Regions from separate parts of the Mus musculus genome. Here regions 2 and 3 are each linked to region 1. Evidence: chromatin loops called from intact Hi-C (ENCODE). Cell type or tissue: left cerebral cortex. All regions are shown on one strand. Each heading gives the region's core, and the rest is flanking DNA. Links, peaks and the distances in the headings are about the cores only. Region 1 has its middle 25 kb from the start of Ankrd28. Region 2 has its middle 8.9 kb from the start of Galnt15. Region 3 holds the start of Galnt15 (polypeptide N-acetylgalactosaminyltransferase 15).

Region 1 (10,121 bases), core at 1,006-9,005:
CCTTCATTTTCACTTTCTCTAGACTGTCGGCTATGCTCTCCAGATCGTCCTCAGACATATCCCCATTGATAGAACTTCCTTCTGCCTCTGACTTTTGGGATTGCTCCTCTCTCACCTGATTCAGTGCCTCATTGCCCTTTTGGAGTTCCGCTCCATATCTTTCCTTATCCTTGATACAATTCCGTACTAGCTTCCACACTGGCAGCACCCCTTTATCGAGAACTCCCTGTTCTTCTGCAAACTTCAAGTCCTTCCCTAACTTCTCCCAACTGGGCCCTGTAAGATGTCCTAATACGGAGAACCAAGGAGCAACCTGATCCACTGCTTTTTAAAAAGTTCTCCAGGGTCTCCTTTTTCAGCCCAATTCCTTTCACTTTCAGCAAGTCCTTAAGGGCTTGGTGCACTGTTTGACCTGAGGTTGAATTTCCCATGGTGCTTGGTGCAACTTGTCCCAAAACCGGGAACCTTATTGTCTCAATCTGAGAACTTAACTTGTCCCACTTACCTGGGAACTTACCAGCTAGCTGCCTTGACTGCGATGAGTTCTGAATGTCCCGGTACAGGCCACCATTTGTCACTTCTGTCTCTGACCAGCAGAAAAGAGCGACGACACTATGTTCTTCTCAAAGCAGTTTATTCAGGAACCTTTCAACATGCATGCAGGAATCTCTCTAAGCAGGAATCTCTCTCCAGGAATCTCTCTAGGAAATCTCTACCCCCCCCCCCGCCCCCAATCACAATCCCTTATATAACCCCTCAACCACGCCTCATCAGCAGTCCTTTGGCCAGAATCATCACTCGTCATATGGTCCGATCTTGCATCATGGTGCACCTGCGCAGTTCTCCCGATGGATGTGGCTTATTTTCAGGTGTATATGAGGAAGTCAGGTGCAAGTCATGAGACTTGGCTGCAGACCCGGGCGCCATCTTGGGACTGCTGCCACACCCACTCCTCACAGTGGGTGTTGATCTCCTGCCTCTTAGGCAAGGTGGGTCTGGGCTATATGAGAAAGTGAGCTATTGTACTGGACAGACAGTTATTTCAGCAGCCCAAATCAGCTGGTACAAAGCCACATGAAACTCCAACTCCAGGGGATCCAAAGTCCTCTTTTGGCCTCCACAGATCTCTCTCTCTCTCTCTCTCTCTCTCTCTCTCACACACACACACACACACACATACACACACACACAGAGTAAGTAGCTTTCCTCCATGTTTCTGTTGCAAGGTCCTCCCCTGCTTGAGTTTCTTCTCTGATGTCCCTCGATGATGGGCTGTAACCTGTAAGATGAAGTAAATAAACCCTTTCCTCCCCAAGTTGTTTTTGGTCATGGCATTTGTCACAGCAACAGAGAGCAAGCTAGAATATATCAACCAGCCAACCTAACTGAACAAAGGAGCTCATATCCAGTTAGTGATGGACTTTGTCTCAAAAAAAAAAAAAAAATGGCGAGGTGCAATCAAGGACAGACACCTGTTGATGACCTACAGCTTTATCAAGTGCATGTATGTACACATGCATGCACACACATGTATGTACACATGCATGCACACACATGTATGTACACATGCATGCACACACACAGAGTTATTGTTGTTGTTTTTCTAAAGGAAATGTCTTTATCTAACCATTCCTTGATGTAAATAAAGCCTTCTAACATGAATTGCACACAGACTCTCTTGCACTGGGGAGATAAACCAATTGGAGAAACACACAGATTTCTCTTAATGACACAAGGTCACCGTGGGAGCCTTACTTGTTACTCTGGATTATAACAGCGATGCCCTCAAAACTCTCCCTTGTGAGGCTTCCAGGCCCTCTTCACAGTCATGTCTCTGATACTGAGGGTGATCTGGCAGCTCCCTCTGTCCTTGTCACAGCTCTTGATAGAAGCCCTGCTCTCTTCACTAGCTCAGTCATGAACCAAGGGTGGACATGTGACCTGTCATTAGGCTTGATTTCACTCTCACTTGTGAGCCATCAGGCTGGGGAAGAGGTGGAGAGTCACTACTAAGCTAGGTACATGGTTTTGTGCAGAATTTGCCACTATGTTCAGGTCTTATTTCTATGTTCACAGTGAATGGTAGACACCCCAGAAAGCCAACTGCTCCAGCAATGGTTTGCTTCCATGTTTAGATTCATTGTGCCACCCTGGATGGGTCAATATAGTAATGTGTAGGGCACCAAATTTAGAGAGGGTTGTCTACAAAATATTTTGAGAAATGAAATTCAAGTAGGTACAGACTATTTTAGATTCATTTCCTGAGCTGTTTCTCTGAGTGTATTCGGGAGTCACAGACTATAAATGATTTTAAGGATCCTTTTGAAAATATTCAAAAATCAAAGTGCAATTTAAGAACACTAAAAAAAAATAGTAATACATGCACTTGTTATTTTCCAGACTTACAGTAATTATATCTATCCTCACCAATTTGAGATTGTAAAAGGACTCAAAGCGGGACACAAACCTGTACAGAGTCTAGGGCTCAGCATTTTGTAGCCAAGCAAAATAAGATACTCTGAGGACTAGGAAGCCGGGTCCCCTGCCTTGGACAGGAGACTCAGCTGAGAATGTGTGAAGGGGACAACAGAAGGTGACCCAGGTTCTGCTACTGCAAACCTGAATCACTAAAAGCCAACGGCTGGCAATGTGCTCATTTCAGGAAGATTCCCAGAGGCTAACTGAAATGCCGGGTGTTTGGGGCACTTACAAGGATAGCTTTCAGTTATCTGGAAAAGGTAATGCGTCTCTGCCAAGCAGGTGTTCCTGATTTTTGGAAGGGCTTGAGGATTTGTTCCAGGGAAACACTCATTTTGCCTATATACTGCTTTAGAAAATAACTTCGTTAAACAGGCTGGTCCTTCCATTTGTTATTTATAGTCAGGTTTTGATTATCAGCTAGGCAGGTTCCTGGCTCAGCTTTCAGCTCTCTGTTTGCCTTTCTCGCCTGCCTCCCACTGACACACACTTGCTGCAGCTTGTAGCATCTTAGAATTTCCCCTGAGTCACATCTCTCCCTGCTCCAGCTCAGCATCTCTCCTCCCCCCACCATACCAAAAGCAGCTAAAAACCAAAACAACACCTACCTACCTCTAACTCCCCACCTCTGCTCTCCCTGTCCCCCACCCCGCGCCCACAGTATGGTCCAAGGTCACCAAAGACAACTCAGCTGTGGAGTGAAGTACAAGAGGGTCCTGGGGCTCAGGTGTCCCTGAAGCCAGAAGTCTGGGAAGGGGTCACTAGCCAGGGCAAACCTGCGCTTTTCAATGGCTCTTCATCTCTTTTCACAAGGTGGCAGCATATTATGGTCTAGAGTGTTCTGTATTCCCAAGACACACCCACCGGCACTCAAATTCCAGATGCTCACAAAAACACATTCCTCAGTCTCATCTGAATTCTTTCTCACTTCTCTGTACTTTGAACCTTAGTGATGGCAGCCTTGGCACTGGTTTGTGCAGAAGGATTTCTTCTTGGCCTCCCATCTGCCCCAGGCTGTTTCCATGCTCACTTAGAGTAATGGATCACGACCACGGCATTCCGATGCCCGGGCCTTTGCTTCTGGTTTTAACTAGATTGAGGCAGCGAAGCCTGAGCCTTGAGATTTTTCCACCATCCCCTTAAGTGACTCTTTTGTGCAGCCCCAGTTGAGAAGCACTGACTTGGGGCCTCACAGGCTAAAGTGATTTCACGTGGGGCTCTTCTAGTGGGTACTGAGGCACCACTGATGTAGGATAACGTTTAGGAAGGCAGGGGAAAGATGCACACACATAAAGGCCAATTCAAGTGCTATTGTGTATTGCCAAGATCAATATTTCATTTACTCCTTGACTCTAACATTTATTGAGGGCAGCTACTAGGATGGGCATAAACAAAAATGCACAATGGAAATCCTGCTTTTTGACCTAACACCCCCTAGAAGAATCCCACAAGCCTCACCGTAACACTTCCTCCATATCCCCAACTCCCCTTTGTGCACAGACAATGCTAGCCTCACTTCTCCGTTGACTGTCCCTAATTAGTGTTTTGTCTCCCCTCCATCCCCATATGATTATGTGAGTTTGTGTGTGTACGTACCTGTGCATATGTAGGTGCCCATGAGCTGTGTACATGTGGAAAAGGAGGCTAGCCATCCACATCAAGTGTCTTCCTCAATCAATCTCCATGAGCTAGTTGTGTCACTGAACCCTGAGCAGCCAGCTAGACTGGCTGCCAAGCAGACACCAGAAATTGTCCTGTGTCTGTCTGACTCCTCAGTACTGTGTTTACTGGAATGCACTGCTCCACATGGCTTTCACACGTCATGGTCCTCATGCCTGACGAGAGAGGCAGTTTACCTACTGAGCAATCTCTCCAGCCCCTCTTATATATGATTTGACCCAACACACATAATCCCAGTGCCTCTAGTTCCTAGGTGTGCCTTAGAGTACAACGGATTGGATTATGACAGTTATCTCTGCTAGTGAAGTTCACTTTTTTACTGCACAGTTATAAATATATATGACACTCGAGTATTTGAGGAGGCAAGTGGGAGGAACACTGAGCTGTGGGGCCTCTCTGGAACAGAAGCTAAGCAAGCACCTCACATCCAGAGCCTTCCTGAGAGCCTCCCCCAACCTAGCCCGGAGTCTCTGGTAGAAAGGTTTTCCTCTCCAGAGTGTATCAGAAATCAGCATCCTAACACCCGGGTCTTTCTTCCGGCTTCCAGGCTTCTAAACAGGTTCAGAAACAGGTTTCTCTTTTCCCAAGGGGAAATTGGTCCTGTGGTCTCTGAGAAACCAGAATAGAATAAAATGGGATGTACACTTGACAGCCAGCAGCAGCAGAGAGGAGATGGCTGAGCCTGTAAACACCAGCCATGCAAATAAGTTCATTAATTCTACAATGTGCAGCGACTGCGCTGGTACAACCTACATTGCTACAGCAGAGCAGTAAATCTGGCCTGCTGTTTGGAGAAGAGCTAATGGGGGGGGGGGCGGGACATTAACTTTTTACCAAGCACAGTAACATGAGTAACATTCTACATTACCAGTCAGCTGATGGCAATCTTACAGTTTAACCTGGAACTTTTTTTCTTTCTTTCAGGACACTGTACTTTGTGTGGGTAAAAACAGGCATGTATATAACAGATGAGTGTTAGTCAGCATACTTTTAAAAGTACATAACTAGCTACTTTGGTAACAAATATGCTTACTTGCAGTGAAAATTATAATTACAGTTTGACACAGCAGGAAGGAAGTATTGTTGATTATTTTGCTTTGCTTTTTTGGTTTTGGTTTTTTAAGTTCCTTGCTTGTTATGCCCTAATTTGGGAGGGCAGTGGATGGGTGTCAGTCCCCACCCCTATACACACACCTGGGTCCTAGGATAAGCCTAAATAGGCCTAAGGCAATCCCAGTGGGCTGTTCCCTGGCTAGAGCTGTGTCAAGAATGGATGTTCTAGAATGCCTGCTGCCGGTGTGGTATCATGACCTTCCTTCCTAGAGTCACCATCCCTGTCCTTTTCCAGGTCTATGCTCATGAGAGCAACTGAGGCAAATACAGAAATTGGAAAAACACTTCCTCAGGGAACAGTTGTAGCTATATGGGCAGATGCAGGGTTTCTAGCAACTTCCTGGAACAGACTTAAGGATATGTACACCTAAGTCTTTCATCCTGAGGTCTGCTGAGGTTGAGTTTCTCAGCTCTGTTCTCCCACACCCCTCTCTCCCAGCAGCCAAGGCTGAGTCTATGTTAAACCCTTTACACCCAGAATGCACAGGGCGACTTGAGAGTGTTCTATTCTGATCCCTTGATGCCATCTATCTATGGTGTTTGGGGGATGCAGTTCTAGCCAATAAGAGGTGAGGGGTGGTGTGCTGGAGGGCTTCTTCTTAGTCTTGAGGAGGCTCTAGAAAAGCAGCTCTTGTCTGCATTTGATGCCCGGGACAGCTGTCATGATTTCCTGCCAGCCTGAAATAGAGCCAGTATGCAAATGGAAGGCAGAGCCAGGAGAAATGCCCAGAAAGAGGAGGCAGAGTCCTGAGGTATCTGTACCCAGCAGCTTTATAACTGACACGGACTTATGTCTCAGGCAGGGGAAGATTTGAGACAGTCTGCTGTCGGCTGCCATACTTCCCAGAGAAATATCATATAGCAACCCTACCTGTGCTATTCTCCAGGCAAATGAATACCCAGAAAATCTCAAGTGCAGCCCCCAGCACTGACAGAGCTTTGTGAGTTATTGCTTTGTATTGCAGACATGTCTATAATACTGTAACTTTTATCATGTCTTTGAACCCTAGTTATACTTTACACTCCTAGCGCTTAAGTGTTGGGATAGTCCTGCTATTTTGAATTTCATCTTGTCTTGCCAACAACCAGACAGCTTTCATTTTGCATGGTAACACATAATCACCAAAATGGCAATGCGAACTGAGCTGGTGCAAAGCAATCTTAATAATTAGTAGGTGGTGCACGCCTGTAATCCCAGTGCCCAAGATGGCTAAAACAGGACGATTATAAATGAAAGACTAGCTCTGGGCTACATATCATGACTCTGGCTCAAAAAGGATAGTAAAATATCAAAACCTTTTTTCTGCATCATGAATACACAGGGATAATTTTTAAAGCAAGGCTGATATTTAATAATTTAGACTGAGAACACTAGAAGCATTGATAAAATATTCTTATTTCCTTGTTTAAAAAGTCTCACCAGGAGTAGCTCGATCGGTGCTTACCTTCAGAGCACTTCCCGTGCTTTGACACATCATCAGACCCTTTCTAAGCTTGAGTTCACTCCCAACACTTTGTGATTGGACCCATCCAGACAATGTGAGACTGTCTCCCCACCTCTGCATCTCTAACTTAAGTCAATGTTGGGATGTCCTTTATGCCCGGCGAAGTGACATACAGGATGAACAACAGTGAGATCAGAGTGGACAGCTCTAGGGAAGCCGGTATTCTGCTTACTCTAACTGCTTAAACAGAAGACAGAGAACTGAACACATCTGTTTGTCCTTCCTTTTTCCTCCCTGGTAGGATTGTGTTTTCATAGTCACCTTAGTCCATAAAGCAACATAACTATGCAGTAAAAATGGCCAAACGATAGAAGAGACTTACATTCTTCATTCTTAGCAGCCTTGGTATCACCATGAACTCAAGGTTTACCTTCCTCTGCAGGGTTTTTAAATTTTTAGTATTATTATTTTCTGTTCTGTGTATGTGTGCATGTGTGTATAAGATGTATATGACTGTGGGTGGGCACATGGCTGCCAGGGCACACATGTGGAGACCAGAGAAGAACTTTTGGGAGTCAGTTCTCTCAGCCTTTTTGAGGAGGGGGAGTCTCTGTGTTTAAGCCTTGCTGTTTATGTCCACCCAGCTGGTCGGCTTCGGGTGATCTTCCTGTCTCCCAGCTATCTGTAGGGATGCTGAGATTACAGGTACACACCACTGCATCTAGCTTTTTGTGTGGGTTCCAGGATGAAATCCAGGTCACTAGGCTTGTAGGGCAAAGGGCTTTACCTAATGAGTGATCCTCCCAGATCGTGGAGTCCCTTTTACAAAGAAAAAGAAAACTTCATTCCAGCCACTGTTTGTGAGCCACGCCTGTTATTTATGATTGAATAATCAAGGTATAAGAGCCATCATTACAGCCGGGCATGGTGGCACACGGCTTTAATCCCAGCACTCGGAAGGCAGAGGCAGGTGGATTTCTGAGTTCGAGGCCAGCCTGGTCTACAGAGTGAGTTCCAGAACAGCCAGGGCTACACAGAGAAACCCTGTCTCAAAAAACAAAAACAAAAACAAAAAACAAAAAAAAAAAAGCCATCATTACTATCATATATGAAAACATCGTGGTGACCTCTAAGTCATATATTGTCATATAAAAAGCCTAAGCCTTTAGAGAAATCTTTCATCTTGTTTCTGGAAAAGTAAGAAAATATGTCCTGTGAGTTCTTTCATCTTAATGAGTCTTAACTTTCTAAAATGCCAGCCCCCCACCCCCTCCCCCACTTCCCAGAGGCCCCCATTGTGTACCACAAACTTTCTGGATCGGTAGTCAACCCTATTTTTCCCTTCTGAGAAAAATTTAAAAAGGGAGCGATGCCACGGTTTTTCTGAGGCGGCACATTAAGGCAGTTGGTTTTGTTAGGTCACTATTGTACAGGCCAGCAAAACTGTACTGTCTCACAGATCATGTGACAGTGGCTTCCTAGAGTATCCTGTTAAAAAGGACTTCAGGCTGTGTCTAGATTCACAAAGAAAAGCACCGGAATTGAGGTTGATGCCTGATGCAGTTAAAGGAGCAGAGAGCAAACATCTGTGCCTGGCCACTCCTGGACTTCTATAGTCAGATAGCAAGTTTGACAGCTTATTAAAGGTATCCTGACTCTTGGGGATGGATTTGTGCTAACAAACTTCAGAAGGTAGTGATTTATAAGTCTTGGGCTGGAGAGATGGTTCAGCAGTTAAGAGCACTTGCCGTTCTTCCAAAGGAAGAGTCCCACAATTCATAGTGGGTGGCTCATGGCCAACTCTCGCTCCAGCTCCAGGGGATCTGAGCCCATTTTCTGGCCTCAGTGAGCACCTGCCCACTCATGGCATACACTCACACAAACACACAGTGCATATATAGAAAATTAAAACCTTAAAAACAAACAAACAAACAAACAAACAAACCAGAAAGCCAGGTTTAGAGGAATAATTCAGTTTGTAAAGAAGCATTTGCCATACAAGCCTGAGGGCCCAGAACCCACTTGAAAAAGTCAAACGAGGGGGCTGCAGAGGTGGTTCAGCAGTTATGAGCACTTGTTGCTCTCACAGGGGACCTGGGTTTGTTTCCTAACACCCATATCCCAAAGTTCATAACTACCTGTAACTCAATGCCCTCTTGAGCCTCCCTGGGGACTTGCATGCACATGCACAGGCGTGTGTGTGTGTGCGTGTGCGTGTGTGCGCGTATGTGTGTGTGTGTGCGTGTGTGTGTGTGTGTGTGTGTGCGTGTGCGTGTGTGTGTGTGTGTGTGTGTGTGCGCGTGCGTGTGTGTGTGTGTGTGCGCGTGTGTGTGTTTGTGTAAAAAAAAAGTCAGATAAAGTCAGATGTGGTTGTATACTCTTGTAATCCTAGCACTAGAGAGGCAAAGATAAGCAGATGTTAGTGTTTACTGGTTGGCTATGCTGACCTATGTGGCAAGTTCTAGGCCATGAGAGACACTGTCTTTAAAACAATGTTTACAATGCCTGAAGAACACGTGAAGTTTTCTCCTGACTCTCATGTGCATTTTCACACAGGCACACCCACCAACACAGATAAATGTGCACGAGTACACACACACACACACACACACACACACACACACACACACGGTAAAAATAAATATTAATCAGAAAGCCTGTGGCATAATGACAAAGCCGTTTTTAGAGTCAGGCATCTCTCCTTCTGCAGTGTGCCTCCAGGCCTTGTGGCTACTTAGCCTCTTGGAGCACAGCCGATGAGGACATTTGCTTTGTCTGTGATCACCGAGGGGAAAAAAAATGTCCTGATCAAATAAATATGAAATCATAAAAACAGAGAATGGGAGATGTTCTCACTGGTACAGATTTTGATACATTCTAGATTTTACCCACCAGTATATTCCCTCCCAATAGAAACATCTATTCTTCTAGAATTGGAAACTGTTTTGTGGGGGCACAGATCTAACAAATCGGTCTTCTGGGTGCTTTTAATGTCTTTCATTATTGGGCTCCCTTCACAGTACAAACCAAACGACATTGAAATAAGAAGTGGTGGTTTGTGTTTCTGGATACCCATAGCCTTCTTAAGAACTGGAAGTGAGTCAGGCAGAGGTATCACATGCCTTTAATCCTAGCATATGGGAGGCAGAGGCAGGTGGATCTCTGTGAGTTCCAGGCCAGCCTAGTCTACGGAGTGAACTCTAGGGCAGCCAGAACCACACAAAGAAAGTCTGTCTCAAAAAACAAAATTTAAAAAAAAAAAAAACCAAACCTGGAAGAGAACATAACCCACAATTTTCTCCTGTTTACCCTTCATATAAAATGCCTTACTGACTGGTATTAATAGGAATAAAACACAAGTCGTGACTGTGAACTACATGGGTCAGAATTTTCTAGTAGCCACAT
Region 2 (10,121 bases), core at 1,270-9,269, 160 kb before region 1:
CAGAGCTTTCGTTTGTCTAATCCTCTCCTACCTTGCTCACTTCAAACTCTAAATTAACCTTCCCAGTCCAGGGCTTTATCTGCTTCCTTGGCCAAAATGCTAAGCGGTCTATTCCCTCAGAAATCCACTCATGCAGCCCATTTCACCTCTGTGTCTCATGCACTTTGGACACCAGAGCTTCCTTCTTTTCTACATCCCAGAGCCCCTCTGCTCATGCACACCGTTCTCTGGCCTCTTCCCTGCTCTCTTTGGGAATATAGCTCCTCTTAACACCTGACGAGTTAAACATTCAGATCTTTGGATGTTCTCACCCAGCTGTATGAGTCGTATGCTCATCAAAGACAGTGGGTGGCTAGTTTCTGGCTATTTTTATTTTTAGTGACCAAACCTACTTCTATATGGAAACATTGCTCCATAGGGAATGTGGAGTCAGCTATACAGCCCTTACAATCTGGGTGAATGTCTCAACATCTTCTCCCATTCTGGGGTTGGGATCAGCCTGGTATGGATTTCATACAGCCCATAATCACGGGATGACATTTTAAGGCTGGATTTCTAGATTCTCCAAAATAGACAGTAAACTCAGAAAATGCTCCGACCGCTCCACACTGCTGTGGGTGCTCAGGGCTTCAGTAGATGGTGTTGGTGTGTCTGCCACTGCTGAGGAGCTAAGTCACTAACCTCTAAGCCTCTGGAACATTGATTTAATGGGTTCCTGAGGGCCCTGACAAGGCTTCATACAATGTTAAAGGGGCTCCATGGTCTAAGCTTCTTAGCACCACTTCTAGATTAGAGGGAGTGGGAAACTTTCTGAATCCCAGGCTCCAACATGCTACCGTCTATGCTCTCCGTGCCCCTGACATAGGGCTCATAGGACATCACTCTGTTGCCCTCACACACCTTCTCCTGGCCTGGCTCTCTTTTTCGTCTCCAGACACCAGCAGTGTGCCTTCAGTCCATAGTCCTGGTCTTGGCTTTGGTTGTCTTATAGCCAGAGTCTTCCTTTTAGTGGTCCCCTGGAGGTAGAAAGGATCTCTTTTTCCCTGTCAGCCATAATTAAAACTAACGAAGGCCTGGATTCACAAATACACAACAAAAATCTGTCTATCCATCTGTTCCCCTGACCCCAGAAACAGCAGACTCGCTGGGGTTCCTCATGGCCCAGCACCTCAGCGTTGCCCTGCCTGAGCTCTCTGGGCCACTAGGGCCTGGAACGTGGTCCCTGCCCCTTCCCTCCATCATCTGTCTTCTCTTCTCTTTTTTTCCCAAGAAGGCTTGGGCCTTGTCCTCTTAGATAATATGTCCTCCAGATCTGTGATGGGACCTTCACAGGAAACACATGCTCTGGATGGTCGGATAAAATGCTGTCAGGAGTTTCTAATTCAATATGAGGTGTCCTTACAGAGGGGACAGTTGGGGAAGAGACACGGCACGGGGAGAAACCGTGTATGGTAAAGGATAAGACTGAAGTGAGGCATCCATCTGTAACCAAGAGTGCCACATGGCTCTCCTGGCCCCAGAGGCTGGGGTGACATGCAGTAGACCCCGTCAGGCCCTTCTCAGACTTTGGGTGTCACCACTGGGGGACAACATCTATTTAAGCTCCCAAGCTGTGGAGCTTTGTCTTGGCAACTGTTGGAAGCAGATACTTTCTTTTGGGCCCGCCCCACTCTCCACCCTCCTCCTCCTAATCTCACTCCTCTTCCCTCTTGTGTGCCCTCTCATACACAGAATGTCAGCTAGTGATGATGGTGGTGGTGATAATGATGATGACAAAGACAATGATGGTAAAACCTTGAGAGGTGAAGGTGACATCCTGCCTAGCCAGCCAGATCAGCTGGATTGACAATGATGCTCAATGGGGTGACAGAGGCCACAGCCAGATCATCCCCACATCCCTCGAGGATTATGAGATATCCAAGAATCATTGTTCTTCATGACTCATGGAAGTCTCTAGTATGTTCTTGGTGTCTTCCTTCTTGTGAGACATTGGCCAAGCCTAGCAGGTTGTCCATCTGGTAGCCGCTAACATTCACCATCGGTGTTGAAGAATGTGGTCTTTCGAGCAAACAGCTGTCATTTTTTTTTTTTTTTGAACAGTTGTCATTTTTATCGGGACTGTGCCTTCTGCAAGAATCTATCTTGGTTAGTTTTGCTGACTGTTGACAGTTCCCACAGAGAAGAAGGGTGTGGAGGGTCTTTGATCTTCACCCGAGATTTCAGCCCATCCTCCCAAGCATTTATATGCAACTCTGGCATGATTGCATGTGACTTCTGGGGTTAGGAGGTGCTAGACCATATAAGCTAGGGAAGGCTAAGGAGGAGGGGCTCCACCTATGCGATTATGGGGAAGCCATCATTGACACTGGGTGAAATCTTTAAACTGTAGTTGCTTTAGGGTCAGTTACAAGACTGCTAGCACTTCCCCCCTGCTGCCAGCACCTCCCCCCTGCTGCTAGCACCTCCCCCTGCTGCCAGCACCTCCCCCTCTGCTGCCAGCACCTCCCCCCTGCTGCCAGCACCTCCCCCCTGCTGCCAGCACCTCCCCCCTGCTGCCAGCACCTCCTCCCTGCTGCTAGCACCTCCCCCCTGCTGTTAACACCTCCTCCCCTGCTGCTAGTACCTCCCCCTGCTGCTAGCACCTCCCACCTGCTGCTAGCATCTCCTATCCATTAAGTAAGCCTAATAAACTCATTGGTTCCCCAGGGTGAACAACTGTGGACTCCTGTGGTACATTTGTCATTGGGACCTTATGAGGAGGGGATAGAGGATCTTTATGTCTTCCTAGGGAAAGGATTCTTGAAACAACCAGCCCGCCCACCGGTTGAGAATAAAGCTGCCCCCACCCCGGGTCTTCCAGCTGCAGGGTGGACTCTTGGGAAGGACAGAGGGATGCACAGTGGAGATACCTGCAAGCAGTCGGATCTACCAAAGCAGAGCCCCATGAAGGTAGACTAAGTTCATGTGAACTCCTGTTGCTTCTGACAGTTGGAACAGACATCCTGGAGAAGCTCAGGCATGTGGCCATGGAGCTACACACAGGCCCACGCCTGTGGGAGAAGACTGCTGGAGGAACAGCCAGGAAGATAGAGCATTCGTGGCCCAGCCAGCCACTGCTTCCTGCTCTGCGGTGCATCAGCAGATCAGCGACACGTGGGAGCTACAGTGGCTGTCATCCCCTCTGCCCACCCGCTTCTGAGGGTCTCCCGTATTTTACCTCAAAGGCTGGCAGACCTCTCTTGCTACTAGGGTGCATGCGTATCTGTGTTTTGATTCATCCGAAAACCAGTGTGGTGGAACCTGTTGGTTAAAAGTCCAAAGTTCCCTGTCATTCCCAGTGCAGCTTTGTGCAGTGGGGTTTATGACCATCCTGGCCAGTGTGACAGATTGGGCTTGCCTATATAAGAACCACCTAGCCCCCTAGCCCTTTGCAGTGGGGTTCTGGAGGCCAGGATTCCTGGCACAGACTTGCCTTGAACTTGAATCCAGGATCAGGAAGCGAGAGAGACATTTGATGCTTGGCCCAGTTTCTCCTTTTAATCTGTCTGAGACCCTCCCCCATGGAACCGTGTGCCCTGCTCAGTCTAGAAGCTTCTTCACAGATAAGCCCAGAGCTCTGTCTTCTAGGTGATTCTAGGTCCTATCACACATACAATCAATTTTGACCATCATGATGGCATAGGGAGTGAGTACCCCAGACCCGGGAACTTCCAGAGTCTATAGGTGTGCAGAGAAACCAGAGCAGATGCAAGGGGTTGGGGGGGGGGCGAGGACTAAAGACTAGTTGATTTCTTTAAAACCACCCCCTCCTTGTGATGCTACAGTACTCAGCTCTGGGGGAAGGCAGCTGGGTAATTTGTTGGTTATGGGCTAGTTACTGTATCAGGTGCTAGAGAGACAAACCCAGGTTAGAGAGCAAGCTGGTTGTATGTGAGCTTCTTCAGTCTTAAGGAGCCACTCTTAATGGCTCTTCCATCCTGTGGTACCTGCCTGCTTATACCTACCAACCTGATTCCTTGACCCAGTGTGGCCTCAGGGTTTCTGACCCACCAGGACTGTTTTCTTGGCTGGGCTGTGGAGGGCTGGGCCGCTTGGGGTTGTGCGCTCAGTGTTTACCATTGCCTTGGAAAGTCTCTGTCTCCCTGCTTCTGCAGGCTAGATGAGAGAGAGAGAGGGAGTCAGCAGGGTGTGTTTGTGTGTGTGTGTGTGTGTGTGTGTGTGTGTGTGTGTGTGTGTAGAGAACTCCAGCCAGCCAGCCAGCCAGCCATACTAGAATCCTGGACACCAAACAACCAGTCTTATGCCTTCAGCTCATGACTTGTTGGAACCGTCCCTGGCTGGGCCTGAGCTCTTCAGCTGTCAGCTGCCATTTGAGGCAGAGAGGTATAAGAGCATTGATGGTGTCTTAGGGTTTCCATTGCTGTGAAGAGACACCATGACCAAGGCAGCTCTTAGAAAGGAAAACATTTCATTGGGGCTGGCTTATAGGTTCTGAGGTTCAGTCCATTATCATAATGGTGGGAAGCATGGTAGCATCCAGGCAGGCATGGTGCAGGAGAAGGAGCTGAGAGTTCTACATCTTCATTTGAAGGCAGCCAGAAGTAGACCTGTCTTCCCACACTGAGTCAGGAGAGACTCCCTTCCGTGCTGAGTGGAGCTTGAGCATAGAACCTCAAAGCCCACCCCCACAGTGATGCACGTCCTCCAACAAGGCCACACCTCCTAATAGTGCCACTTCCCATGGACCAAGCATGCTCAAACCATCACAGACATCATAAAATCCAAGCTGATGGGGAGATGAATTTGTGAGTACTCAAAACTTAGCACCACCCCGGGAGTGGAGAGGAGACCATTCCTCTCTTTTCTCACCATCCCACCTGCTGTATGTGAGCATCACACAGTACTCTCTCTAAATGCTTGGTGTGGGGCTGGTGGGGATGGGTGGGAAATTTTAGGTTCAGCAAGGCAGAGCAACCATTCCGTGGATGGTGGACTGGGCCATCTCCTGGTATGTCATTTGCAGTGTGTTCCCCTTTGCAAAGTCAGGCTGTCTCTAAAGAAAGCCTTAAAATGCGGTTTCTTTGAAAGCGTTTGAAAGAGCTTTTCAGATGGAAAAGGAAAGTATTTTTTCCTTGGTTCTTGATAGAGTGTACAAGTGGAAGACAACGCTGATGACAGAGGTTTGCTGATAACCAGGAGCAAGGCAGCCAGGACAGAGGGGTCCTCTGACTATAGAGGACACAAACTTGGGCTGTGCGGAGAACTCTGTTCACCTCTGAGAGTACCAGTTTGTGTACAGATAATTGTGCACCCCGAGGGCTGACACACAGAGGTGTTATGGAAACATCTTGAACACATGGAATGGGTTGGAGACACACGGGCACCTGGAGGAACTCTGGAGACATTGACACAGGATTTTAGATGTGAACTTTCTGCAACTGATTCTGGTTTGCTTGGCAACACTGAGGTCTGGCCCTCAGTGCAAACACTGTGTGGTCCTAGACAAGTTATAATCTTTTATCCACAAGAGGAATTGCTGCCACCCCACAGCACTTTCAGCACGGATGCCGCGGCCATTGCTTGGAATATTATTACAGAACAGTGTGTTGTGAGTAGCTGGCCCTACTACCTGAGACCATGTTGAAGTTTCAGCTCACGCTGCCCACTGAGGGCCATATCAAGGTCTATGGCCATGGAGCAGCAGGGGTCTGCATCAATGTCTGTGGTTCATATCACCACTAAAGATCATCTGGACGTCCCTGATCTGGGCAGCTGCCTGGGACCATGTAGATACCCAAGGGCTGTGCAGAACTCGTCCTGCACCTCACTGGTTGTTGCACCTCTCCTGGGCAGCACAGTAGAGCTGGCCCTGGTGCTGGGAGCGTGGGTGAGCCTGCCCTGAGGGTGTGAGCTGGTCCCGCTGGTCCCGCCACTCATGTGCTATGAGCTGGCATGGGTGGATGGTGATGCCCTCCTCTCCTCGCCCCTTGCCACCTGCTGTAGTTGGAGGACCAGCAGCTCGCCTGGGCAACACAGTGGAATTGCCCCCGATGGCAATGGGCATGGGTGAGCCAGCATCAAGGGTGTGAGGGCAGGAGAGCTGGCCCAGTCCCTCACTGGCTGCAGCACTTGGAAGAGTGAGCCCCTTCCCTGGACTGGACAGCACAATGGAGCTGGCTCTGGTGGAGGAGTGAGTTAGCCCTGAGGGCATGGGGGCAGGAGAGTGACCCTGCCCGATTCTGGCTGCAGCATTGGGTGGGTCAGCTGGGGAAGTGCTGGAGAGCTCACCCTGGTGAGGCCAGTATGAGAGAGCCATCAGGCTGACCAGTTCAGCTCCCACCCAGGCCCAGGTTTTGGGTTGGACAACCTCAGCATCTACTTCATTCTGTGAACTGCTGGAGTGTGTGAAAGGGCCAGCCCTGCTGAACCAAAGCAGCAGGACCTCCATGACACCAGGCAACACCAGGATATCTGAGAGGAGTCCCGGTGAGGATCCAGTATTAGTAGTGTAGCAGAAACCAGAGGCCTTGAACCAGACCAATGGCTCACTACAATACACATTTGCAAGAGAAGATGTGTAGGCAGAAGGGTACACTGTGTGACACGCTATGGCTTCTGCAGTGATGTGTTTTCTATGCTTTGATTTGTTTTGCTTGTTTGTTCATTTATTTTTGCTTTTTTATTTTCTTTTGGGGGGTGGGTTGGAGCGGAGGGTAGCTATGAAGAGATAGGAAGATGAGTGGAACTAGTGTGCATGATGGGAAACTCACAAAGAAATCAATGGAATCAAGCTTGAAAAAAATACAATTTAAATCACACTTGTGTTGTATTTGGGCCTCTATCCCAGGCAGCAGGGACTTGCTTGGTTGGTGGACATTCTCCTGGTTGTGTGAAGCAGCTTGTGTTGGTGAGTATCTACCTGGCTCACAGTGGGGAACAAAGTATATGGATGTAAATGCATTCAGTTGGAACACTTTTCCATGTCTATGAATTAAATACTGCCACGCAGGCGTTGTTGTTTAGTTCGGGCCACTAATAACTGAACACAGCATCGGGAAAAGATGTGCACCCGCCAGTTTGTAGACTTTCAGTTATATAACAGTAATTAACCTCAGGATGATAGGTAAGTGTAAAATAAAAAAGAATAGAGAATTTGGGGTTGCCATTGTATTTTGGTTATCATTTATTTAAGTATAACCTCACAAATAATTTTTTAAAAAGATTTTATTTACTTATTATATGTAAGTACACTATAGCTGTCTTCACACACTCCAGAAGAGGGAGTTGAATCTCATTATGGATGGTTGTGAGCCACCATGTGGTTGCTGGGATTTGAACTCAGGATCTTTGGGAGAGCAGTCAGTGCTCTTAACCACTGAGCCATCTCTCCAGCCCACAAATAAATTTTTAATCAGTGTATTTAACAACTGGTTAACAAACCAAACAAACAAAAGCCCCTCCCCCCCAAATCATAAAACAAAACCCCATTGGCTCTCAAGAGTTACTACCAATTGGATCAGCCCAGCCCAGCACTGGGCTCAGTGATGATTAGTGCTATGATCTATTAATAATGTCTGCTAAGGCACAGAGGAGGGAGCGTGGGTAAAGGACATATGTGCCACATATTACATGCCACATGCAGTGATTCATGAAAATAGGTTGTAAAGTCTTTGTCACTGTGTGTGTGTTTCAAACAGTTTGATGTTCCCAAAGGAAAGGGCATATTCCCCCATCCCTTGTTGGTCTCCAGTCACAAAGGTTCTGTGCGGTCTAACAGCATCTCATTAGTGTTAGCAAAGTCCTGAGAAAAATGGAATATGGACAGCCTGAGAAGGTCCTTGTTGTCTCAAGGTGCCAACACCCCTTAAGTGAGGCACCACCCAGGGGAGTCGGTGCTGAAGGACAGGATAAGTCGTCTTCTGCCTGGTTTGCTTGAGTACAGCCTGTGTGTAAGTCCAATTCACAGTTTAAAGCCTCATTAAGATGGTCTGCCCTGGCTTTCCCGGCTCCTTCTTGTTTCTCCCTATGGAGTTGGCCAGCAGCTGAGCAGATCTAGGCACTGGCTGGTTCTCAAAAGCCCCGGGCTGCAGCTGTCTCCATGGAAACACGAAGGAGTTAATACGGTTTCCCCGGTGCCTGATTTTCCTAACGAGCTGTTAGCACTTGGCACAATCTGGCTCTGTGTGGCTGTGATCTAAGAATTTCCAAAAACTGTTTTTGGAGCTGAAACGTCTCCCAAAGACCCAGGAAGTGGGCTCTGCTGCTCCCTAGCCTGCCCTCCCCCACTGCTATGGTGCCAGAGCCTGTGCTGCACTTGATAAATCTTCCCAAACTGATAGAGAAAGGGGGTGGTGGTGCTCATTATCCAGTAGGCTTCTATTTCTATTCTTTATTGAGGTGCAATTTATATGTGTGTGAAATGCACACATCTCAAACATACCACTCAGTGTGGTTTTCGTGCATTGCAAAAAACCCCTTCAGCCATCAACCATCCTTCAAAGGTGCAGATTTCTATCACTGTGCAGGTTCCCTGTCTGGGCAGTCAACACCTCGCCTACTGTGCCTACACAGCCACTTGCTACTTACTGATTTTCCCCTAGTACTTGTGTATTAAAGCCCCGGTCTTCAACTGTACAGTGTCTGAAGGATGGGCCCTTGAGAGCAAGGTCAAGTTTAAAAGGTCATGAAGGTGGATCTCCAAAATGTGACTCATGTTCTTACAAGAAGAGGAAAGGGCCAAGAGCACACCCCTTCCAACAAGAGGGCTTTCATTGACAAGCATGGTGGAGAGCTGTCACAGATATGCCCATAGTTAGTCTTCCAGTCCACTGCATTTGTGTTCCAGCTGCCCAGACTGACCAAGACACTATTATTCTGACCTTCTGTTAGTTTATTCACACTTTCAAAACAAAATACCACAGTTCCAGCAGCTAAAATTCGAAGGTCAAAGTTCTGGACAGCTCAGTTCTCTCAAGACCAGTCTCTGTATCTTGCAGATGGCCCTCTTCTCTCCAGCCTCACATGGCTTTTTGTCTTGGTGACTCTGTTGCTGTGATAAAATACCTGACAAAAATGACTCAGGGAAAGAAGTGTTTATTTTGGCTCATTAGTTCCAGGATACAGTCAGTCTCCTGTGGCAGGGAAGGCACGGGGACAGGAACATGGAGCAGAGGGCCACGCTATAGCTATCGTCAAGAAGCAGAGGGAGAGGAATGACGGATGCTGTTCACATTGCTTTCTCTAAGCCCAGGGACTAATGCCTCCCACAGTGGACACGCCTTCCTATCCCTACTAACCTAATCAAGATACTTCCTCATAGGCATGTGCAGAGGCCCAGAGTCTCAGAGAGTCCAGGAGGTGATAGAGAATCACCATCATGTCCGTGAAGAGGAAAGGTGTGAGTTTCCCAGCGTTCCTTTGAATAAGGCCAGTAGTCCCATTGAATCAAGAAGCCATCCTTCTGACATCTGTTCCTTTGGTCGCTCCTTCAGAAGCTGCGGGTTTGAGTTCCACTGGGGGTTGGGAGTGAACAGTCCACAACGGGCCTCCAGCACATGGATTCTTACTAGTAGCGCTAAAGCCTCATGGCAACGGCAGCATGCAGTCTGTACTCTTGCATGTCAGGTGGGGTTTCTCTTCCCATGTTTCATTCAGTGGAATTGTTTTTGAGATTCATCCATGCTGTTGCATGGATACAATGTCACAAGGTTCATTCTTTTTCAAAACTGAGAACTATTTTGGTGTGCAAACCATACTTTGTTTACCCATTCTTTTCCTGATGATCATTTGGGGTTGGTTCCAGATTGCCAAAAGCCATTTATTTTCAATGCTGCACACTATGTTAGCAGCCAGAGTATAAAGAGATGTAAAAACATGACCCATGAGCAATGTATGACCTTGTACAACTGCCAAGGCACCAACATACAAAACAGAGTATGACTCATTGAAACCAGGATTCAGAGGAAAGGCATGCTTTTAGAAGCAGCAGTAAGATCTGTTTGTAAATACTTGTGCTTAGAAGATGAACAAACAGAAAAACATCAGCTTCCGGGAAAGGAAAGTGATGCCAAGAGAGGCCAGGACCAGCAGGTGTAGCCGGCTGCATGGGGAGCCTTGGAAAG
Region 3 (10,121 bases), core at 1,441-9,440, 180 kb before region 1:
TTCTGTAGGGTCCCTTTATAGTAGGCAGACAGTTAGAGGAGCTAGAATTTCAAAGGGTGCTCTCTTTCCAAAATTTTTGAGTTTGACGACCAGACACTTGTGTGTTTTCTCTTCAGACTGAGAGACGTGGTGAGCAGATGGATGGGAAGTGTGAATGGTTACAGCACACAGGCTGACAGGGCTTCTGTAGGTTTGATGGGCAGAGAGTGCATGACTCCACAAAGCTGGGTGGGTCTCCTGGTGCAGTGTGGAGAGGACCTACCTCCTCTCCCCGGAAGAAGCCCTCACGACCTTCAAGATTCACACAGACCATACGGACCACCTCCTCAGGTCAGAGGAGACCAGAGCTGAAGGCATTGTTCTTATTAAATGGTGGGGCTGCTGTCTGACAAACGTCTTACCAACCCAATTTTTTAGTGCTGGACATGTGTCCCAAAGCCCGGCCCTGCCTGCACTGCCTCACCTTCTGAGGGAGCATTGGGAGAGCTTAAACAAGGAACCAAGCTGACTCAGGTTTGGAGCCCGCCTTTGCTATGGACATCGCTAATTACCCAGCATCTGGACAAACACCTCTTTCCAGGGCAGGAGTGTGGCCTGAATGCAGAGGGACAGTCCCCACGCCGAGAAGCATGTCAAAGCATGCTCACTGCTTGCCCCCCACCCCCGGGAACTTGGCAGATGCATTTGCATGGTGTTCTGAAGAGGCTGAGTCACCGCATTGTACCAGTTGGCCTGGCTGGAGCACTAGCCTCTCCCTCCCATGTCCCCTGGCCAGGGTAGAAAGTGTTCTAGCAGTTTCCTAAAGCTGTGTTGTCATTACTGCTCCCACTACACCAGTGGGAGTCCCCCCCGCCCCTAGGTGGCCTTCCATATCTTATCTCTTGCCCTGCAGCTGCTTGTCAGTGTACCCCAGTGGACCTAGAACTCTTTAGGGGGTGGGGCTAGGGCTGGTCTTGCTCATCTTCGTTAAATAAGATCTTTTCAGGGGGCTGAAGAGATGTCTCTGTGGTTAAGAACACTTACTGCTAATGGAGAGGACCCAGGTTTGGTTCTCAGCACCCACAAACAGTTCACAACCGTTCTTAACCTCAGTTCCAGAGGCTCTGATGCCCTCTTCTGACCTCCTTGGGCATGTATCAGGCACATATATGGTACACATGCATACACATAGGCAAAACACACTTAAAATTAAACAAACAAACAAATATGGAAAAAAGGGTTTGTTCAAAGAATGAAGATTCTGCTCTTAGTCTCAAAGAATACCCAGGCTGGCTGTGTACTGGAGAACTACCCAGGCTGGCTGTGTACTGGAGAACTACCCAGGCTGGCTGTGTACTGGAGGAGCACCCAGGATGGCTGTGCACTCAAGGAGCACACAGCACTAACTGACAGGAGTCAATACCAACTTCCATCATGATGAGAAATCTAATTTTCTACCTTGCCTGTAGGCAATAGCTGGGAACAGCAACTTCCACACAAGGCCAGAACATGGCTGGAGAGAACCCTTAGTACAATGGACCAAATACTTGCAGGTGACACAGGTACATAGGAAGGGCAGAGTCATCAGAGGAAGTCGCCACTGACAACTGCACCATTGTCACCTGCACCACCACTACCTACACCATTGTCACCTGCCATCTTCTACCAGGGCACACATTCTCAGGGCAGTAACACCCTCTCTTTGGGGCTTCATGAGATAAATCCCTTCTTACCTCTGACCCTGGATCACAGATGGGTACCAAATGGAGTCATGGTTCTGAACCCTGACTGGATCCAGAATGTTTGCCTGAAGAGTTTGTTCTTCAGAAGTTCAGAGATCATCAGCCACCATGAGAAGGCCACAGATAAAGCAGGACACCCCAGGAGGTTAGCGCAGAGCTCTCTGATGCTAGTGAGCATCACTGACAATGGAATCTTGTTGGATGCACAGTCACACTGAGAATGTCTGCATGGGGCCTTGAAACCTTGCACTGCAAGCAAATTCCTGAGTGATGTGGACGCCTGGGCCACAGCTGTAACTGCAGGCCAAGCGAGGGCAGAGCAGTTGGGCAGGAGCCAGAATGCCTGTCCTTGGGGTGTCAGAAAAGCCAGCGCCTTGGAGATGGGTTGGGAGTCCCTCACATGTCTCTGATCTCCAGTCTTGCCCATCCCTCGTGCCCTCCCTCACTGGAGGCCAGTCTGAGGCCAGTCCCTTAAGTAAGGTGAGCATCTCTGTTCTTAGACCTGAGAGGACCTTGTGAATGTTCCTGGATGCTCACTTATTAGAGTGAATCAGAAAGCAAGTTCCAGACAACCCTGTAGATCTGGTAGGAGACTCATTAATTTTTCACACATTAAAAAATATTGTATGTCCTGATGAGGTCACTGGGCGCCAGGGTCTTCACTAAAAGGTGGCAGAGGTTAGCCTGCGTCAGTGCTGTTCATGTGTCATGTAACATTTGGTGTTCACCCACTGCAGAGGTAGTTTCCAGAAAACTAGTGACTGATGGAAGTGTTTCAGATAGCTGGAGGATAGCAGTACAGCTACATCGGCCTATGAAGTGGGGAGCCCCCTTACTATGGAGGGCAGAGCGGTATGAGAGAACATGGTACCCCAATGAGTCATGTTGCACGGCAGACTATGAGAGAAGACTTTGCCATGTTCAATTATATACTATGTGTGGATGGAAACAAGCTGAAAGATCTGAAAGGAAAAGGCAATCAAGCTGAAAAACGGGAGAGCTAAAACTGAGCTGCGAGCCACAGAAACAACTCATTATAAAAATCCCTGTTAAGGCGATAACTCTCCGAGCTGGTGCGCCAGCTGTGCCTCGGGGCTTCCTGGGGAAGACTCAATAGCCCACCCTGTCTACCACTGTTGGGCAGCTCGCCCACAGCTGCCATGCCCAGGGGTGTCGATCCTTAGCCCTGTGCCTTCAGCCGACTTACTGGATATCTTTAAAAATAATTGTAGGTAGAAATTAGGTGTATGTTCAAAAGGATAAAAAGTATCTGAGTAAGTTTGAGGTATGGCTAAGCAGTCTTTGACTAATTGTACCTCTCACTTTGCCCTAGTCACACAATAGTAGCACAGGTAAATATGGAACAAAACAGAACACAATAAAGTAAGATTTCCCTCCCGGGCCAGGTCAGCCTCTGAGCACAGAGAGGCCTGGATAGTCTGCCCTAAGTGGAGTGTGTGCGTGGCCAGTGCCAGTGGTGCCCTTGGCTTATACCTCTCTACCCTAGGCTCTTACTGTGACAGTAACTTGACCCATAGCAGCCCTCCATTTAACATTAGACGAGTTTAAACTCAGACTCCGAGAGTGCACATTTAAATATACTTTCAACGGCGTTTTAAAAAGCTGCAGGCAAGCGTACATAATTTTAGTGCATTTTCAAAAGGAGTGACCTCAGATCATATGAATATCCGTCAGAAAAGACTGTGAATTAAGTGAGGAGTTAACACTACAACTGAGATAGAAGTATGGTCTCTGCCTGCTCTTCTATTGACCGATGAAACAATATTCTAAACAAAAGTGTGTATGTGTATGTATGTGTGAGTGTGTGTGTGTGTGTGTGTGTGTGTGAGTGTCTCTGTGTATGTGTGTCTGTGTGTATACACATGTGCATACAGGTGCCTGCAGAGGTCAGAAGAGGGCATTGAATCCTCTGGAGCTGGATTTATAAGCAACTGTGAACTTGATGCCATGGGAGCTATATTGCAAACTCAGGCTGTTTGCAAGAGCAATGCGGGCTCTAACTGCTGAGCCGTCTCTCCAGTTCCTCATATTCCCCGAGCCCAGTACTGGGGCTTGATTCTTGGATGGAATGGGCTAAGCACATTCCCTTGCACTGAGCTATGTCCCAAGCATCCAACTTTCACATGAGTGTTAGTGCCACAGGGAACATCTGATGTAGCGATTACTGCCACCCCTCACTAGTCTGAGTGGGGCCTTGGAGTCTGCAGGGCTGATGCCATAGGTCTATGGATCCCACCTGGGTGGGGCCAGGTAACTAACACTGGTGTAAGTTCTCCTCCCTAGGAATGAGAGGGAATCTCATGCAGGCTGACCTCTCCCCAGATCCCTAAGGCCAGCACAGAGCAAGCCCCCTCCTCACACTGGCACCCTTAAGCACTTTGGACTTTTGGGTTATACTGAGCAGTTTCTGCCTCAGCCATGTGGCAGTGAGAGGGATCAGAGGAAACATTGTCCCCCATCATGGCCACACCACATGGGCCTCAAGGGACAGAAGCATGGTGTCTTCTGATTGCCCTCATGACATGGCCGGCTAGGCCCAGATCCAAACTTCACTGACAATGTTTTGGTGGGAATGGGGATGCTGGGTCCCTTCCTAGTTCTGTTTTTCCTCTCCCTCTGCCGCCCTGTCAGTCATAGCTCCATTGTCTCTCACAGGTCAGACTGTTGAACTCACAAGAGGAGCAGAGAGTCATCAGGTGACCCACTGTCTGGCATGTCCCAGGCATCTCAGGGAACGGAATGGACCATGAATTATGACACTGCTCTCTGCTCGACAACACAGCTACCTCCTAGCTCAGGAGAAGAGACCCCTCCCAAGCTCTTTCCACTGGCTTTCAATGCTGGAGACCAGCCTTGTGCAATTAGACCCTGCTTCTCAGCCTGGCTGCCTGCAAAAGCCATCTCACCCTCATGGATCAGATATGAGGTGGGGCACAAAGACCAAATGTCTGTGTTTGAACTCACACACAGGCGAACTGGGCCTACACATACTTGAGATCCGCTGGTGTAGGCCCTGGCTGCTGAAAGCAGAGCCAGGACAGCAGACTTAGCCTCTCAGGCTGCAGCCCAGACCTCCGAAATCCAGCTCTGCCCACCAACCCACTACTGCATGTTCACAGGCATGTTGAAGGTTGAGGATCCCTGCTCTGGCTAACCTGACCTAGAAAGTTGACTTTGAACAGGGTTCCCAGAGCATCTTCAGAGCATCTGTAGTGCCCAGGAGCCTGTACTTCAAACAAGCCTTCTGGGTGCTTGGATGCACCACAAATATTAAGTGTAAGCCAGATGGGCACTTTGTAGGTTGCATTTAGCCCTCTGGTGTTCTGGGACGAGACTCTGGGCAGTTTCAGCTCCTTGGTACTACTAAGGATTCTGTGGTAGGCATCCACCAATGCACTCTCAGAGGCTGGGAGGTGACCAGCTTTAAGACCGGCAAGCTTTAAATGTTTGCAATTCAGGTGTCTTTCCCAGGCCTGGTCCAGAAATTGGCAGACTCGGAGTCTACCATAATGGTTTAAGAGCTTAACTTTGGCATCGAACAGGCTGTTGGGTCACATGGCACCAACCCATTCCCCTTTCTACACCTTGATTTTCCTCATTCATAAAATGGACCCCACTGAACAGATCTGTGAAGCAGATTCAGGAGGTAAAAGCCACTTATTGGGGGAGTCTCTAGCACATATTATATGTTTACTAGAGTTTGCCTCTGTCTGGAGACATTTGTTCTGAGATGGGGGTCTAGTGGTGTAGCTCAGGCTGTCTTTAAACCCACAATTCTCCTGCCGCACCCTCCTTCACCGAGTGCTGGTGTCACAGGCATGTACCACCATGAGCCTGTCTTTTGGCTTCTTTTACTCTAGTATTTTTTTATATTTCAGTCTTTCATTATCAGTAACTCCATTGAATGTCCTCCATGCAAACTGATCTCCAGCTGCAATTCTTGAGGAGACCTCAAACCTAGCCAGGAGACTGACAAAAACCAGGGTGGTGTGGGGTCTGGGTGAAGGTCAGGAGGACATGCCTGGGTTAGGAGTCAGGGAGGAGACTGGAGGCGTGTGGGACAAGGGACACCAGAGGCAGAGGTCTCCCAGCCCTGGCAGGAAAGCTCAGGGCTCCACACCACATACAGTGCTTACTATGTGGTGTCTCTTGCTTTTCTACCCAGTAGAATGGGATGGGGGTGGGGGACACTGCTACCTTGGATAGGGTAGAGGTTGTGCCTGGAATCAGATTGCAGGTATGAGCGCTGGTTGTATCGACTGCACTCACTGCCAGTGACCAGCAGAGGGCTCTGTCTACCTCTACATAGAGTTGGTAACTGAGACTCCCAGATTGGAGTGCCCAAGTGTGTGCTTCACTGGAAGCAAAGAGGTTTCTTGACGCCAGAGACCTTTCAGTGTGGAAATGGGGTAGGTCCCAGACAACTGCGATGCACTGGTTACCATGGAGGGAAGAAACAGCCAAAGAAACGGTCTGCCCAACGTATACGTATATATCCAAGCATGTTTATATCAAACACACCTGGTATATGTGTATCCACTTGTACCACCAACTCCTGTGCACACATGAACATTGCACCACAAGTATATACACATGAAACACACTTGCACACAAGCACATGACCATTGCAAGAAACATTTACAACACACATGTTACACGCATGCAAGCTATAGAACACACATATGCATGCCCCATAGAACATAAAAAATATTGTATCATAACATATACATATAGGCATAGGCACAGTACATGTCACATCATACACACATGTACCATATGTATACACATTATACTCCTGCATGCTAAACATAGTAACATCTACACCTGTGCCCAGTAATCATGCCACAAAATGCACCCAGTTCATACTGTACACACAGCATATCCATGTACTACATAATAAATGCATAATACACGCACATGTGTCTTACACACAGAGCACTTGCAGCACATATGCAGCACATACAATATGTATAACACATATAATATACACAAAGGCCCATAATACATATGAAACACTGTCCCAGCACAATACACATACACACTACATAAAAACAAGACAAACACACAACTTAACACACACACAGTTCCACATAATACATGCCCCAATGCACAATAGATATACTATGTATGTATGTACAGTCTACATCCACAGCTTGAAAACACACACACCATCATATCAATATAGCTCACACCTATGCTTATCATACCACACAACCTGCAGATACCAAACCCTAAACTACTATGCACATGTACTACCCACCACACACCCCATTTAAAGTACATAGCATAATATACACTCAACACACAGTGCACGCACAGGTCATAGGTGCACAAGCACATGTGTGCATGTGTAGGGTGCTTTGGAAACACAGTCACACACACACACACACACACACACACACACACATCCCCAAAGCCAGAGCCAGTGTTTCTTGTTTATGGAATGGAGATGTTCACTCTAGCTCTCAGCCAGTGAGAACACGCACGGAATGAACTGCTAAGCTGTTCCTTCATCCAGCAGCTGTATGGGGTGTGCGGGATGCTGGGTCATGCAGTGTGCAATCGCTCCTGACCTTCTGCAGACTCAACACAGCAGGGGAAGCAGGCACTGCAGAAATGCACACACTCAGAGCCATGTCTGTTCTACAAGGTGTTGTGAGTTCAAAGACAGCCCGAAACCAGAGCAGGGCAGGAGTGTCCTGGGAAGAACTTTTATAGCCAAAGTGTGAAGTTAGCATAGCAGAACTGGGACTCAGGGCAGGTGAGTATTGCAGGACACACAACCTAAACTGGCTCGTGCTCCCAGTGATCTGCACACCTGTGCACGTGAGTGGCTCAGCGACCAGGCTGAGAGGGGTTAGGGGTCCAAAGAGTCCCGGCCCTGCTCCTAGTTATCCCACACATGTCATTTTGCTTCCAGGGATAGATGATGTTTGCTTTCCAGAAAGCTCAATGGGCTGTGGAAAGAGCCATGGCTTCTAGGGCAGGGCCCAAGGCCACTCTAGCTACCCAGCCACATTGCTTCTGGATGTGAGCAGGCAATCTCTTGTCTGTCTCTGTGGCTATTCATGGTGGGAAGGGACCGGGGACTAGAGAGTGAGCTACTGTCTCCCTGGGCACAAATCTGCATGTCACATACATCTAGAAGCTTGAATCCTGGGGTGGGGCGCCCTGCAGGCTGAGTTGTAGGCAGTGCAACACACGAACTCTCAGGCATTGGAACTGTTCCTTTCTTGTAGGGACCAAGGAGAGGAGCAGAAAGTGACGCTACAGGCTCCCCTGGCACTTAAATGCCACAATTCAAATTTCTCCTTTGACACTTACTAGCTGCAGTGAGCAAGCTGCAGGGCCTCTCTGTGCCTTACTTTCAACTGTACAAACCAGGCGTGAGGCTAACATTCGTACAGTGCAAGTGGACTTTTCTAGGGCCTTATGGGTCTCACAGGGAAAGCTCTTAGATTAAAACCAGGCACAGGGCAAGAAGTACGTAGACATTTCTTGCAATTCTTGCATCTGCTTCTTTGACCCCAGATAAAGGTAAACACTAATAGTAACCCAACGTGAAGACTGCCCTGGAGTCAGCATGAGAGAGAGATGGAAGGTTCCTCGAAGCTTCTGCTCCCATCTCACTGTGTGACCTAGGGGGACTAAAGGCAGGCCTGGGAAGAGAATGAACGAATGAGATCGTCCCTCCCTCGGGACTTGTTAGTAGCTCATCAGTGACTCTGGGGCTTCTGACTGAGCAGGTCTGAGACAGGATTTGAGGATCTCCAATTCAGGCACTTCATCAGCCAGGCTGATATCTGGCCCCAGGGCCCACATCTTAAGGAGCACTGTCCTAAGGGAGCACTGTCCTAAGGATGGGAGAGGCAGACTGCAGAGTTGGCACCTGGGACTTTACTACCACTGAGTCACACGCTTAGACTGGAGAAGAGATGGCAGGGCCCTTACTTACAGTGGGTGTCGCACCTCGGGCAGGACTCTCCTCAGGGGCAGGCGGGCACTGAGTGGCTTGTTGAGGCCATCTGAGTCCGGGCCAAGTGGGGTCAGCACCTCTTCTGATTCCTCCCCATCCTCTTCGGTCCTCCAGTCCTTTTCCAGGGCTTCCTCATCCCATCTCCTGCTCCTGTGTTTGATGAACTGGTAGCTGCCCTGTCTCCTGCCCTGGCTCTGACTCCTCCTAGCTCTGGGTGAGGCCACGGCCACCAGCAGTTGATCCTCCTGCAGGGAGATGAAGGATGGCAGGCCATCCAAGAGACTGTACTCATCACCTTCAGTCTCAGCCTCCAGGACCCACTCCTGAGAGTCTCCAAAGTCCAGGCGGTACCCCGTGTCAGGGCTGTGTTTGCTGGCCTGAGCTGTGACAGCCTGGTGCAGGGTGGGCGGGGGAGGATGCAGCAGGATCACCATCATCAGGACACATCCCAGAGTCAGGAAGAGTAGGAGGAACTGAAGCCTGGAACGTCCACTCCTGGGTCGCTTCCTCGGGAGCATGTCGCAGCCACTCGCCACGAAGCAACAGGTCCTGATCAAGTTTGCTTCCTCCTTGCTATCCAGGTACCTTCAAGCTCGAAACTGAACCTGGGCTGTTCATTCCAGCTAAAAGGCTTTTTGCCATCCACCTGCACCTCTTATCCCACCAGACGTTTGCTAACGTCTATATGCTAACGTAGCATTTATAAGACCCACTGCCCTCTAGAATCAGAAAGCCACCAGAGCCTGGGCTCCTGGGTCCTCTCTGAGTGTTAGCTGTCTTCTGAGAAGGGTCTCCGGTTGTTGGCTCCTCTCTCACCCTGCTCTTGTCCATCCTGCTCTGGTGATTAGCCCATGTTCTTTCCCCCTCTGCATGAGTGGTCAGGTTCTACAAGCTGTCTGGGGCGAGTTGCTGGGGGATTCAGTCAAGCCAAGATGACAGACATCCTCCTTGGGATGCCTTGAGTCAGGTCAGAGCAACAGATGTAAAGCCGGCAGGCACGGTCGGGGTTTCCTTTCACACATACCTCCAGCTCTGCAGGAACCCTCTGCCAGATAGGACAGGGAGCCAAGTGTGCGTCTCGCTCCTGGTCCTAATGCCCCCGTGTTCCCAGGCTTTGCACAGCCACACAGCGTCACCCCAAGAGCCGATCCAAAACAGCAACCTCCCAGGAGTTCAGACTTGAGCACCATTCATAGGGAGGCATCCTCTCCCCACCCAGAAGAGCAGGAAGGAGAATTCCCTTCTGGTTTGGACAGGCTGCCAAGGTGACGCAGATGCCAGGAGCCAGCTGCCTGTCAGCACCTTCAATCTCCCAAGGCAATCTGCCTGGCTCCTTCCTGGGGCCCCACTAGCCTTTCCTTTCTAAAAGTGAGGAGCAGAGGGAGCCCTTGTAAGTCTGGCTA

Evidence for each region. Hi-C counts contacts between places; a loop is a spot of excess contacts. Peaks named below come from ENCODE experiments on the same cell type or tissue, not always from the same donor. Only the 100,000 strongest peaks of a DNase experiment are listed, where the experiment ranks them.
Region 2: it touches region 1 in a loop (2.9-fold over the local background); 2 of 42 quality-filtered maps call a loop at or near these places.
Region 3: a loop joins it to region 1, with 2.0 times the contacts of the local background. A loop is called at or near these places in 2 of 42 quality-filtered maps.

What each region holds. Positions count from the first base shown.
Region 1 is chr14:31,850,649-31,860,769 of GRCm38, reverse strand. No RefSeq gene overlaps it. Among named protein-coding and RNA genes, the nearest start is that of Ankrd28, 25 kb to the right of the region's middle. In left cerebral cortex, for the core only: no CTCF peak of the experiment used is centred there; DNase peaks (open chromatin) are centred at 2,941, 3,351, 4,544 and 5,932; H3K27ac peaks cover 4,712 bases.
Region 2 is chr14:32,015,116-32,025,236 of GRCm38, reverse strand. No RefSeq gene overlaps it. Among named protein-coding and RNA genes, the nearest start is that of Galnt15, 8.9 kb to the left of the region's middle. In left cerebral cortex, for the core only: no CTCF peak of the experiment used is centred there; DNase peaks (open chromatin) are centred at 3,064, 4,794 and 8,119; H3K27ac peaks cover 2,174 bases.
Region 3 is chr14:32,028,608-32,038,728 of GRCm38, reverse strand. Galnt15 (polypeptide N-acetylgalactosaminyltransferase 15) reads right to left here and starts at 9,626. Exons shown (of 10, transcript NM_030166.3): 1 at 8,698-9,626. The coding sequence starts at 9,236. In left cerebral cortex, for the core only: a CTCF peak has its summit at 6,015 (motif pointing right); a DNase peak (open chromatin) is centred at 6,029; H3K4me3 peaks cover 500 bases; H3K27ac peaks cover 68 bases.